Linked DNA regions of Mus musculus: region 2 is linked to region 1. A link is a loop called in an ENCODE intact Hi-C map of the cell type or tissue named here. Cell type or tissue: heart. All regions are shown on one strand.

Evidence for each region. A loop is a pair of places that touch in the nucleus more often than their neighbours do. Peaks named below come from ENCODE experiments on the same cell type or tissue, not always from the same donor. Only the 100,000 strongest peaks of a DNase experiment are listed, where the experiment ranks them.
Region 2: a loop joins it to region 1, with 2.1 times the contacts of the local background. A loop is called at or near these places in 4 of 42 quality-filtered maps.

The regions. Positions count from the first base shown.
Region 1 is chr17:67,511,752-67,514,251 of GRCm38, forward strand. No RefSeq gene overlaps it. Among named protein-coding and RNA genes, the nearest start is that of Gm36201, 120 kb to the right of the region's middle. In heart, no CTCF peak of the experiment used is centred here; DNase peaks (open chromatin) are centred at 470, 1,100 and 1,580; H3K27ac peaks cover 1,058 bases.
Region 2 is chr17:67,409,234-67,411,733 of GRCm38, forward strand. No RefSeq gene overlaps it. Among named protein-coding and RNA genes, the nearest start is that of Gm36152, 52 kb to the left of the region's middle. In heart, a CTCF peak has its summit at 1,311; a DNase peak (open chromatin) is centred at 888.

The DNA of each region.
Region 1 (2,500 bases):
TAGAAGGCATCTGAGCCCCAGCTCCCCAAAAGGTGTGAAATTTATACCTAAGAATGTTCAAAAATATATTTCACTTAAATGACTTGAATTACTTCACATAAGAGGAGATACACAGTGGTGGCTTCACTTCCGGATGTCTAAGGGGCACAGTGGCCACAGCATGAAGGGACCTTGGTGGGAAACCCCAGGTGTCTGCCTGTTATTGTCACCCAAGGACCCAGTATGAGCCATCAGGAGACAGCATCCATCTCTCAGCCCCCGTGCCTCTCTGGTCTCACCAGCTCCTGCTCTGACTCCCCACAACCGCCGAATTTGATGCTGTCTTCATCTCTGGTCTGTCCTTTTTTAACCATTTGCTGGTTTGATTTGTCTTTTCCTCTCTCCTGTGTCTGAGGACGCAGGCAGGCTCTGTTAGCCCCTTTCCCTTCTTAGTAGGAGTCAGAGGAACCAGGCCTAGGGAGTGTCCTTTAGCCACTTCCTTTTGATCAGGGAGAAAAGGTGTGGTTTGACTCCCCACTTTTGGTCTCCAAGCCCTTGCTGCCAAATCTGCCTAGACACTTACGTTGTTCAATGTGTTTTTCTCTCTCCAGCATCAGCAGGCTGCTCGTGTGCCTGACTAACTGATTTTTTCCATACTTGGATAGTGATAGTGATGGGGTCCCACCATAAATGGATTCTGTCCTTCTTTTCTCCATATACCATTTGTTCTTTGCTCCTCAGTGTTTCAGAAATCCCTGTAAACACACACAGACACACAGACACACAGACACACACACACACACACACACACACACAAATAACTCCACACTTCTTGTAATTTTTGACATTTTCCAAACAGCAATTGCTTCATACACCATTTAGCTAGGTTCTACCCTAATGGGGGCAGGATCACATCATAACCGGTTTTAGTAACTCAACAAAACATTTGAGTTCAAGCCCCGCCGTTTACCAAGACCCTAATGCATTGTTCCAAACAATGAAATAGCATTCCTATCAGACAAGGCCATCTTTTTCCTGCCAGGGTCCAGTGGACCCTACTTCAGGAGGAGACACATATAAACCGGAAGCCCCGCCTCTTCCTCTTCCTCCACCTGGTCCATTTGCCAGGACACCTCCGGAAAAGCTGCTCTCCCCTCGGCTGCACTCAGCACAGACCTGCCTGGTAACTTAAGGGCTGGCCTCTGCTCACTCAGAGCCTGTCCCCAGCTCCCCTGGGCTGTTTATCTCATTCCTCTTCCTGAGACACAACAGAGTCAGTCCAGGCTCAAAACACTATCAGAACAGGACTTTTTTCCCCTGCAGATACGCATAGGAACAACTTTGGGATATAAAGACTTAAAACAATGAACATTGTTTGAGATAGAATAGGGCTAAGTCCTGTACAAACAGCTGGATGAAATATATCTCTATCTGCCACTGTCTCTGATTTAAACAATACATAAGATGTTTGTGTAAAACTTGGCATAGCTAGACATGCCTGTCATGAATTGGACCCAGCCCCTCCTGGCAGCAGCTGGGAGAAAGTGACATCTTTCCCTAAGGCTCACTTCTTGCTCTTCTGCATGCACTCCCTCCCAGGACAGCATCAGATGGGTTTTCTGACATCTGCTACTGCATCCTGCTCATGTAGCCTGGCAACAGTGACCAGGTACCCTTGCTGGAACACGCTGCTTCTCCCCAGGCAGGAGACACTGGGTCCACTTGCTCAGTTTTTCCTCATCTGTGCCTCAGGAACAGCCTACCTAGAGTAAGTCCTTAGTGTGACCTTCCCATGTCAGCTCTTGGGTGGCTGAGAGTCCATGAGAAAGCTGCAGATGAGACACAGTGGGCCTCAGGACAGTGACCTTGGCAGGGCATGGTCTTGGTTGAGGGGCTAAGTCTGGAGTTAGGGAGATATGGGTCTCTGAGGGCCCCAGCACATTCAGGCATCCTCTAATTTCGTCTTCTCTGTACTTAAAGCTCTTGTTTTTCTTTAATGTTTCCTTGCCTCTTGCAGAGAAAAGGAAAAACTAGACCAGGTCACATGTAAGCATGTGTTCACCTGTGGTCCACCTCTCTATCTGGGGTGTGCTTCTCTAGAGAAGGATTCTTGATTGCATTTGTGTGTATACAGGCACGCACATACATGCACACACATGCACATGCACAAAAAGGCACACACATACATGCCCACAATACACACACACATATATCCACAACACATACGCACACAAACACATACACACACATATACGCATGCATACTCGACTGCACAGATGTACACTTCCATGTCCACATGCACACAAACACACCCATGCATTTATACACACAAACATACACATGTCCTCCCACATGCATGCACACATGCACACACCCACACACACATATACACAGGAACAGACACACACCCCAGGGAATCTGTACCTCAAGACGTGCCGGAAAGTCACCATGAGGCAAAATGAGATAGACCCACGGGAGAAAGGGCCTGGAGGCTTTCTGAGGTTTTTGTTCCCCTTATTGC
Region 2 (2,500 bases), 100 kb before region 1:
CAGGAAAGGCAGTTCTTTAGGTCACACTGTAAACTGTACATGGTTCTGGTGAGGACCTTGTTGGCCTTGGAATCCCAATGATGATATCTGTATGGAAAAATTCAGAGGAGGAAGCAGGCTCCCTTAAAAGTCCATTCTTGTTGGAACCATTCTAGTACCACAGACATGACCCAGTCTTTGAGACAGCATCAGTGTTTCTAGGGGCTCGCATGACCTCACTACACTCACCATGCCCACCTCCAATAGACAGTGCTGTGTCTTCAATGGCATGAGTACCTGTGTTCAAGAAGCAAGATACTAAGTATGAATAAGATAAAAGATGGCCATGTTGCCCTTGCTCCTAGTGGTGCCCCATCCATCCTGCAACTCAAAACTCCAGTGAGTTGAAAAGTTTGGATGCCAGAAGGCTAATCTTCTTGACTCTGGCAACACATGAAAGGCGTGGAAGTGAACTCAAGGCGGCACCCTGATCTGTGACTCAGCCTCTTCAGGAAAGGAGACTAGCAGGAAGGAGTCAGATTTGAGGTTTACAAATCTATATAGGGTAACAGGGCAGGCTGGGGTTAACAGAATCCAAGGAGGAATTCACAAGGCATCTTAGAAGTGGCCCCAAGTGGTGAATTCTGTAGTAGTGACCCCGATATGGCATGAACAGATCCTGCACCTACCCACACTGTCCATTTTTTATATCAATTGCAGGTACAGTGGACAGTTCCTGTATGTGCTTCAATGGTTGGCCTCCTGTGCCTTCCACATCTGTTTTTCTTCATTAGAACTTCCTCTGAAGGTGTAGTACTTCTTTCAGTTTGGGACAATTGGCAGGAAGTTCATGAGATACAACACTTCCTAAGTAGGCTTAGAGCAATAGTTAAGAATGAAGCAGGAAGCTGGAAAAGGGGGCTCAGGGTCAAACGTGCAAGTCACTCGTATGTATTTTGTGAGAACAGAGGCTAGGGTTAAAAGGAGGATGAAGGGTTCACAGGGCAAAGTCTAGGGCATGGAGGAAGAGGGATATGAGAAATAATACTTGGGTGTCAGCTAGCCAAATCAATCAGTTAGGAGGAGGGCTGGAGCTCTAGGCCAGAGACAGCGGCCAGCCAAGCCCTTGAGGATGTGAGAGCTCCAGTGTGTTTGCACATGTCTTTGCTTCAAACATGCTGCTGATGTTAATAAATCAAGTAAAGACAGTTTCTAAAGAATCCTCACCAACTCCAGGAGTCCACCTCACACCATCTTACAAGCATACACCTTTGTAAGAACAAAGACAATGTCAACTGCACTTAAAGACACTTGCCAGGGGTGGCAGCACCAGCTTGTGGCTAGCAGCTAGCAGAGCATCAAGGTTCATGGCGCAAATTAGAGATGGAAAGATGGTGGCACATCAATCCCCTACACTTGGGGAGTGGTACCTAAAGAGTACATGATCATCTACATGGCTAAGCCCCCGTGAGTGTTCCTTCGACTCAGCCAATGAGAGCCCAAAGAGCTAAATAACCTCGCACAATGACATTGGTCAGGTCTCTGCCTTAGCCCTGTACAAACCCCCATGATGAAGCTTGAGAACTTTTTCCACTTTCGGAAACTTCTCCCATTCTTGAGAGTTTTTCTCATTTTTCTCCATTTCTTATCTTTCTATAACCTTTCTTAATGAAGTTTATTTCTGCTCTGCATCCTCCCGTGAAAGTCTGGGTCTTTAATCCTCATTGACATGGATGACCAATTCAGAGCCACTCTCTCAGGTTTAGTTTGACTGTTGAATGTCCAGCACTTTAGGACCCCCCAGGTGAGGCATAAATGGAGTAAGAAGGGTTATATTATGTTCAAAACCTCTGTATCAGTAGAGCCGAATGTAGAACTTACAGACTCACATGTGTGGCTAGGCCTGTTTGGAGTTGCTCTGTGAATGGATCCATAGGAGTTTCCAGTGGGATTTAGCCTCTGGCGCCAGGGCAGCAGCCAACCCAACAGTATACACTCAATTGATATTTATTCCATTATGTCTCATGTGTCTCCTTCCTGGACTCTGCTCTTAGGAATTGCCTCAGATTATCCAGCCTAAGATACCGAACCCTCTTTTGCCCACACTGTGTAAGAGCGTCTACATTAATGGATGGGGGTCTACCATATAGGGCTTCAGCTCAGACCATGAGAGTCACTCAGGGACAAGACTGCGCTTTCTCTGGTAACAGAACATGGGTTTCCATCAACACCCTCCCCTCTGCCTCCCGTCCAAGCCTCAGTCCCACTGACCCAATTTCTAACAACATTTTCATAGCAAGTCCTTTCAAATTGTAGCTTATTGTTTTGGGTTTGCTATTTAGTAAAATAAATAAATAAATAAATAAATAAATAAATGAGTGTTTATTAGAAAGTATATTGATTGCAGTCATTTCTGGAAAAAGAAAAATGCCTGCCAGGAAGCAAACTGAGGTGGGGAAGGGAAGGTTTATTCTGGCTTATGGTTTGAGAGGATATTGTCCACCACAGTAGAGAAGGCATT